2 separate regions of the Homo sapiens genome follow, and region 2 is linked to region 1. Evidence: read pairs that join two places in POLR2A ChIA-PET (ENCODE). Cell type or tissue: CD4-positive, alpha-beta T cell. All regions are shown on one strand. Links, peaks and the distances in the headings refer to the core of each region. The heading gives the core; the rest is flanking DNA.

The links. ChIA-PET counts read pairs that join two places held together with the same protein. Peaks named below come from ENCODE experiments on the same cell type or tissue, not always from the same donor. Only the 100,000 strongest peaks of a DNase experiment are listed, where the experiment ranks them.
Region 2: POLR2A ChIA-PET joins it to region 1 with 13 read pairs; 3 of 35 experiments call an interaction of 5 or more read pairs at or near these places.

The regions. Positions count from the first base shown.
Region 1 is chr19:23,393,177-23,397,563 of GRCh38, forward strand. It overlaps ZNF91 (zinc finger protein 91), which reads right to left and starts at 2,295. Exons shown (of 4, transcript NM_003430.4): 1 at 2,149-2,295. The coding sequence starts at 2,178. RefSeq lists an enhancer at 1,697-2,565. In CD4-positive, alpha-beta T cell, for the core only: no CTCF peak of the experiment used is centred there; DNase peaks (open chromatin) are centred at 1,495 and 2,355; H3K4me3 peaks cover 1,834 bases; H3K27ac peaks cover 1,736 bases.
Region 2 is chr19:22,050,628-22,055,014 of GRCh38, forward strand. ZNF257 (zinc finger protein 257) reads left to right here and starts at 1,857. Exons shown (of 4, transcript NM_033468.4): 1 at 1,857-2,008. The coding sequence starts at 2,006. In CD4-positive, alpha-beta T cell, for the core only: no CTCF peak of the experiment used is centred there; a DNase peak (open chromatin) is centred at 1,804; H3K4me3 peaks cover 1,374 bases.

The DNA.
Region 1 (4,387 bases), core at 112-4,111:
CTCCTCAATACTAGTATCTGATTGGCTGGCCAGCAATGTGTCTCCAAGAAATGAAAGCTGAATTGGGTGAAGGCAATATTAATGTCTCAAGGAATTAACTTTAAAAAAAAGTGCACCAGGAAATGCCTCTCAGCCTCAGGGCATCCACGTCCACACTTGAGAAGCTAAACTCAATACCTCAGGTTGTCCTATGAGAGAATATGACCCAGAAGCTGATATTCACTAGACACTCTAGCACACATAGCCATGGTGGGTATCTTGGTTTATCCCCATACAGTACTGAAATCTAGGTCCAAGAAAAAACTGAAGGGTGACTGAAGACACATCACCCTATACAGTTTCCAAAAGGAAAACCTGACCCAAAAACATTCTGGTAAGATAGCTGCGTCTAGGGAAAATAGACGAAAAAAACGCACAGAGATATTTTACCATACAGTGTCAGGAGATTATTCTTTGCTTTCTTCTCACAGGGAGTATTTACCAAAAAAAACAAATCTTTTTAAATGTGCCATCAAATGCTTTGTCAAAAAAAAAATTAATTGGCCAGATGCGGTGGCTCACGTCTGTAATCCCAGCTCTTTGGGAGGCCGAAGTGGGCAGACCAGCTGAGGCCAGGAGTTCGAGACCAGCCTGGCCAACATAGTGAAACCCTGTCTGTACTAAAAATACAAAAATTAGCCAGACGTGGTCGTGGGCACCTGTAAGTCCAGCTACTTGGGAGACTGAGAGAGGAGAATCATTTGAGCCCAGTAGGCGGAGGTTGTAGTGAGCCTAGTGCGTCACTGCACTCCAGCCTGGGTGACAGAGCAAGGCTCTGTCTCAAAAATTAAAAATAAAAATGATTAAAATCGGTATCAAAATGTACACTACAGGACAAATAGTTGATAAAGTGAATTAGGGAGGGGAAATTGGCATTTGGGAATGTCAGACGAAACTGGAAATTTAGTATTTTACTGCAAGCCAGAGTTAGGCTGGAGGAACAGGGGATGAGGGGTGGACTTGAGGCCCTGCTTGAGACACATGTAAAAAATTCAGGGAAAAATCGTCCCCTTTTGAGTGTGAGAAAAATTAAGTGGCAGGCAATTAGATTGAGGTGGCTCTAGTCCTCGGATTTCTACTTCTAAAAATAAAAATCTAAACTCAAGAGCATTTTTTGGTAAATTACTACATTGGCAGAAGCAAAATTTAGGCTTAAGCAACTATAAACTGCCAATTAAGCTCTGATTACATAAGAAGGATATTTCCACCTAGATTGTAAAAATTAAGAAACTAGGCCAGGTGCGGTGGTTCACGCCTGTAATTCCAGCACTTTCGGAGGCCAAGGTGGGTGGATCACCTAAGGTCAGGAGTTCCAGACCAGCCTGGCCAACAAGGTGAAACCCCGTCTCTCCGAAAAATAAAAAAATTGGCCTGGTGTGGTGGCAGGCGCCTGTAATCCCAGCTACTAGGGCTGAGGCAGGAGAATCGCTTGAACCCGGAAGGCAGAGGTTGCGGTGAGCCGAGATCACGCCACTGCACTCCAGCCCGCGCGAGAGAGCAAAACTCCTTTTCAAAAAACAAAACAAAACAAAACCTACATAACTGTACCTAGCAAATTACTGAATTTGGTTTTCTTTACCATGAACCTTATAAAAATATCTCCTTCAAGGCCTTTCATAGACCACAAATTACAAACCATAGCTGGGTGCTCTACAATGTTTGAATCACTCTTTGATTAAATTATTTAATCTTTTCGCGGTGACGCCCATAAATTTTTAATAGAAAAAAAGAGGCCCTGGGAACCCCACGGACTAAAGTGCTTCCTATTCATGAGCCAGCACCTCCAGTCAGGATTCTCCCCTGACGACCCTCCCGTGATCCCTGCACAATCTGGGAGAGACGCGGCGCTGCGGGAGCAGAGCTGCCCAGAGAGGGCTCCAGGCCAGGACACAGTCACTGGGCAGGGAAGAGACAGGACGCCCGGAGCCCGCCTGTCAACGCAGCCGCCATCTTATCGCTGAAGGGGACTGAGGCCGAGCTGGGCAAGGAGAACCCGGGCACGGATTGTGGAGCTGACTGAAGGAAGGCCTGAGGCTCGCCACAGCCGCATCCCACCGGTTTCAACGAGCCCCGTTCCCTCTCTCGGGACGTCGCACCTGGCAGTCTCACCATTTCTAGGCTTCCAGGGGTTCCTGGCATCTTAGCTGTGGCTCTCCAATACCTGCAGGTCACAGGGCCACACAGGCTGGGCCTCCTGGAGCAGAGGACACAGAGCAGTGAAGTCGAGACCTGGAAACTCCGGCGGCAGCGAGAGACAAAGGCCCAGCCACATCCCGGAAGCCGCCCTGTCCGCTCCAGCTTTGTGCCTGATTGGACAGTTCCCAGCCCAGCGTCCCTGATTAGATAACGTTTAAGGCCCCGCCTTCTCAGGCCCTGAGTGACAGAAGATGTGATCAGACACTGGGCTGAATGAAGAAAGAGTGACAGCGTAGGCTGCAGCCTTTTCAGGCAGGGCTTCCTCAGCTCAGCCAGGCCCACCTCAGAGCATGGGAAAATCCTCTCTCTTCTTTGCTCTCTTTCAATGTATTCAAAATGTGAACAAAAATATTTGATGTATATTAATAATACATAAAATTTTTGTTCCAGAGAAAATCAACTTTTACTTTATTGTGTATTATCAATAATAAAGCTAATTTGATAAAACATTGTAAGTCTCTCAGCCGGGCGCCGTGGCTCACACCTGTAATCCCAACACTTTGGGAGGCCGAGGCAGGTGGATCTCCTGAGGTCAGGAGTCCGAGACCAGTCTGGCTAACATGGTGAAACCCCATCTCTACTAAAAATACAAAATTATTGAGCATGGTGGTGCGTGCCTGTAATCCCAACTACTCGGGAGGCTGAGGCAGGAGAATTGCTAGAACCCGGGAGGCCAAGGTTGCAGTAAGCCTAGATCGCGCCAATACATTCCAGACTGAACAATAAGAGTGAAATTCCATTTCAAAAAAATGAAAAATAAAATATAAAAATTAGCTGAGCATGGTGGCACACGTCTGTAATCCCAGCTACTCCGGAGGCTGAGGCAGGAGAATCGCCTGAACCCGGGAGGCGGAGGTTGTAGTGAGTTGAGATCATGCCACTGCACCCCAGCAAAAAATAAAAATAAAAATACATTAAAATTTTTTTGACCTCTCTAGATTTTTATACATATTTTATGATCTCTTATAATTTTTTAATTTTTTTTTTTTGAGACTGAGTCTTGCTCTGTGGCCCAGGCTGAAGTCCAGCGGCACGATCTCGGCTCACTGCAACCTCTGCCTTTCAGGTCCAAGGGATTCTCCTCCCTCAGCCTCTGGAGTAGCTGGGATGACAGGTGCACCACCACACCTGACTAATTTTTTGTATTTTTAGTAGAGATGCGGTTTCACCATGTTGGCCAGGCTGGTCTCGAACTCCTGGCCTCAGGTGATCCACCTGCCTTAGCCTCCCAAAGTAGTGGGATTACATGGGTAAGCCATGATGCCGGTCCATTGTTTAACTTTTTATATTTCATTTTAATCTACATTATTTTTACTTTTTCAATTTGAAGGAACCTTTAAGTAATTTCAAAGCAGACAAATGTTTCTAACTTTCTTCATCAAAAGCATATTTTGCTTTTGTTTATACTCTCTCTATTTTCTTTTAATTTCCAAGAGAGAAGCTTGTTCTGTCACCCAGGCTGAAGTGCAGTGGCATGATTTCAGCTCACTGCAACCTCCACCTCCCAGATTCAAGCGATTCTCCAGCCTCAGCTTCTGGAGTAGCTGGGATTACAGGCGTGCGCGATCATGCCCGGTTTATTTCCTTATTTGAAGTAGTGACTGGAATTTGCCATGTTGCTCAGGCTGGTCTCGATCTCCTAAGCTCAAAATGATCTGCCTATCTCGGCCTCCTAAAGTGTTGGGATTACAAGGCGTGAGCCACAACACCTGGCCTTAAACATTCTCTTTGAAGAATTAGTTTTTTTACATCTAGTGGTCTTTTATTAATTACATTAACCCTTAACAAACTAATTTTTAGTGAAATCCCTAGGAAGTAATTTTGAACTGTTTTATATTAATATTTGTAGATAAAAAACATTTATATATTTTAATGTTAAATACAGTGAGTTCTAAATTGCTCTTCAAAGAATCAGTATGTCAGTATATTCAGCTCCCTGTTCTTCATTCTCCATTTTAAAGTTTAACTTCTTTGTTGTTTTTGTCTCCAGTTTTAGTAAACAACCTTCCCGCCAGTTCTAATCAGTAGTTTACATCTGTACCCCTGGTCACCTGCTCCATCCTGAGTCACCCCTGGTCACCTGCTCTGACCTGAGTCACCTTGGTCACCTGTTCCATAACAGTAGTTCCCACCCAAACTGCTCACCCCACCA
Region 2 (4,387 bases), core at 225-4,224, 1.3 Mb before region 1:
ATCACTTCAATCCAGGAGGCCCGATGATTAGGTTCAAGGCCAAATAGCAAAATATGTTTGCATTTAATCTATTTTCTCTCTATATAAACACTGCAGGTCAAGAGTATGCACAGATATGAAGACTTAGAGTTTTCTTCTCCTCCGGACCTATCATCCTTTGCTCCCTTTCTGATCTCTGGAAGGAAGGTGGGCCAAAGGTGGCCAGCAGTTGTCTACTTGTGGTTAATTTATTCCTGCTGCCCTCTGCTCTTTCTATGGCCGCCATCTTTTCCATCCTCCAAACTGAAGAGAGATGTTGTTAGGAAGAGGCCCTTCCTTCACACTGGCAGAATAAATTTATTCAGGCCCTTTACCCACCCAACATCAGAGCTGCACTTCACGTGTGGCTCCTGAGTGCCTGGAATGTGGCTGGGTCTACACTGTGATGTGCTGGAAAGGCAAAAAACAGACTTAGTAGCCTGTGTGCGGTGGCTCACGCCTGTAATCCCAGCACTTTGGGAGGCCGAGGCAGGTGGATCACTTGAGGTCGGGAGTTCCAGACCAGCCTGACCAACATGGAGAAACCCCGTCTCTACTAAAAATACAAAAATTAGCCGGGCATGGTGGCAGATGCCTGTAATCCCAGCTACTCAGGAGGCCGAGGCAGGAGACTCACTTGAACCCAGGAGGCAGAGAACACACTTTGTGCCATTGCACTCCAGCCTGGGCAACAAAAGCGAAACTCCATCTCAAAAAAAAATAAAAAAAAAAAAACAAAAAAAACAAAAAAAAACAGACTTAGTTCCAATGATATAGTTCTAACTATATACATGCTACATTAATAATTACACATTGCTCATATAGTAATATTTTGGATATATTGGGTTACTGAAATTGTTACAATCAGTTTGACCTATTTCTTCTTTCTTTTTAAAGTTTGGCTACTAGAAAATTTAAAATTCACATTTGGCTCACATTCTATTTCAGAAGATTGCCTCCTTTTTTTTTTTTTTTTTTTGACGGAGCTTAGTTTCGCTTTTGGTGCCCAGGCTGGAGTTCAAAGCGATCTCGGCTCACTGCAACTCCTGCCTCCCGGGTTCACCTGTCTCGGCCTCCCCAGTAGCTGGGATTACAGGCACCCGCCACCATGCCCCGCTAATTTTTGTATTTTTAGTAGAGACGGAGTTTCATCGTATTGGTCAGGCTGGTCTCCAACTCCTGACCTCAGGTGATCCGCCGGCCTCGGCCTCCCAAAGTGCTGGGATTACAGGCGTGAGCCACCGCACCCGGCCATGATTGCCTCCTTCTTAAAATCTCAGGCTGCCTGATCAAAAAACCAGAAGCCAGGAAGGTCAGGAAAGCTGAAATTTTAAAATAGTTGTTATTAGATTATTTTTGTTTGTGAATAACAATATAGTGTATTTTTTTCTTTTCTTTTTTTTTTTGAGACAGAGTCTCACTCTGTGGCCCAGGCTGGAGTGCAGTGGCGCGATCTCGGCTTACTGCAATCTCCGCCTCCTGGGTTCAAGCGATTCTCCTGCCTCAGCCTCCGGAGTAGCTGGGACTACAGGCGTGAGCCACCGCGCCCGGCCATATTATGTATTATGTATAAACGCATATGACCTTACACACAAGGTTAAATGCAAATACCTTTGGGTTGGGCCTGGCTCAGCTCAGGGAGGAAAACCTGCCTGAAAAGGCTGGAGCTTAGGCTTTCACTCTTTCTTCATTCAGCCGAGCATCTGATCACGTCTCCTGTCACTCAGGGCCTAAAGGGGCGAGGCCTTAAACGTTATCCAGTCAGGGACGCTGGGCTGGAAACCGTCCAATCAGACACGAAGCTGGAGCGGACAGGGTGGCTTCCGGGTTTGGCGGGTACTTTGTCTCTCGCTCTAGCCCGAGCTGCAGGTCTCGTCTTCCCTGGTCTGTGTCCTCTTCTCCTAGGGGCCCAGCCTCTGTGGCCCTGTGACCTGCAGGTATTGGGAGATCCCCAGCTAAGACGCCAGGTCCTCCTGGAAGCCTAGAAATGGTGAGAGTGCTGGGTCCGACATCCTGGGAGAGGGGAAGGGGGTGGTTGGAACCTGTGGGAAGTCGCTGTGGCGGGACTCAGGCCTCCTTGCAGTCAGCCCTACCATCTGCGCCCGAGTTTTCCTTGGCCAGCTCGGCCTCGGTCCCCCTCAGCCATAAGATGGCGGCTGCGCTGACAGCCGGGACCCCGGGCGTCCTGTCTCTTCCCTGCGCAGTGACTGTGCCCTGGCCTGGATCCCTCTCTCGGCAGCTCTGCACCCGCAGCGCCGAGTCTCCCCAGGTTGTGCAGGGACCACAGGAGAGTCGTCAGGGGAGAATCCTGACTCGGGGTGCGGGGTTCATGAATGGGAAGAGCTTTGGTCTGTGGGGTTCTGAGTCTCTCTTTTCTCTTATTAAAAATATACAGAAGTCACCGCAAAAATATTAAAGAATTTAATTAAAGAGTGATTCAAAAATCCGGGCGCGGTGGCACACGCCTGTAATCCCAGCACTTTGGGAGGCCGAGGCAGGCGGATCACGAGGTCAGGAGATTGAGACCATTCTGGCCAATATGGTGAAACCCCGCCTCTACTAAAAATACAAAAATTAGCGGGCGTGGTGGCATGTGCCTATAATCCCAGCTACTCAGGAGGCTGAGGCAGGAGAATCGCTTGAACCAGGAAGTCAGAGGTTGCAGTGAGCCGAGATGGCGCCACTGCACTCCAGCCTGAAGACAGAGCGAGACTCCGTCTCAAAAAAAAAAAAAAAAAAAAAAAAAAAATTGTAAAGTACCCAGCTATGGTTTGTCATTTGTCGTCCATAGCAGGGGCTTGAAGAGAAGACTTTAATAACATGAGATAAAGAAAACCAAATTCAGTAATTGGTTAGATGCAGTTACATAGTTTGTTAATTTGTACTATCAAGGTGGACATTTCCTTGTTATGTAATCAGAGGTTAAATGGTAGTGTATAGTTGGCTACGCCTCAATTTTGTTTCCCCCAATTTAGTAATTTATAAAAACATGCGTTTGAGGCCGGCGCTGTGGCTCACGCTTGTAATCCGAGCACTTTGGGAGGCCCAGGCGGGCGGATCACTTGAGGTCGGGAGTTCGAGACCAGCCTTACCAACATGGAGAAACTCCGCCTCTACTAACAATACAAAATTAGCGGGGCGTGGTAGTGCATGCCTGTAATCCCAGCTACTCCGGAGGCTGAGGCAGGAGAATCGCTTGAACCCAGGAGGTGGAGGTTGCAGTGAGCCGAGATTGTGCCATTGCACTCCAGCCTGGGCAACAAGAGTGAAACTCCATCTCAAAAAAAACAAAACAAAACAAAAACCATGCATTTGAGTTAAATTTCTTTAAAGTAGAAATCCAGGGACTAGAGCCACCTCAGTCTAGTTGCCTGCCACTTAATTATTTTCACAAGCCACAGGGGACTAATTTTCCGCTGATTTGTTTTTCTTTTTTTTTTTTTTTAAGAAGGAGTTTCACTCTGTCACCCAGGCTGGAGTGCAGGGGCGAGATTTCTGCTCATTGCAACCTCCGCCTCCCAGGTTCAAGCTATTCTCCTGTCTCATCCTCCGGAGTAGCTGGGATTACAGGCACCCACCACCACACCTGGCTAGTTATTGTATTTTTAGTAGAGATGAGGTTTCATGTGGGCTAGGCTGGTCTCGAACTCCTAACCTCAGGTGATCCGCCTGCCTTGGCCTCCCAAAGTGCTGGGATTACAGGAGTGAGCCGCGTCCGGCCTTTTCCGCTGAATTTTTTACATGTGTCCCAAGCAGAGTCTCAAGTTTTACCCTCCTCCCCCTTCATCATTTCTTCAGCCTAACTCTGGATTGCAAAAATAGTAAATAATAAAATACTAAATTTTCAGTTTCTTCTGACATTCCCAAATGCCAGTTTTCCCTAATTCACATTATCAATTATTCATCCTTTAGTTTACATTTTTTATACCATATTTTAATCATTTTTTGACAAAGCATTGGATGGCACTTTAAAAAGATTTGTTTTCTGTTTGTAAATACTTTCCATGGGAAGAAAGCAAAGTATAATTCCCTGACACTGTAGTGTAAAAAAAATTTTGTTCCTCTTTGCTTTTATCTTGTATAGGCACAGAGATCTTATCAGAATGTTTTTGGGTCAAAGTTTCCCTTTGGAAGCTGTGAGGTGAGATGTCTTCACCCACCCTTTAGTTTTGTTCTTGGTCTTGGGCTTCAGTATTTCCTGGGGATAAACCAAGATACCCACCATGGCTATATCTGCTAGAGTATCTAGTGGATATCAGCTACTGGGTCTTTTTTTTTTTTTTTTTTTTCTTCTTATAGCACAACCTGAGTTATGGAGTGTAGCCTATTAAGAAAGAAGGTGGCTGCCCCAGGGCTGAGAGGAGTCTCC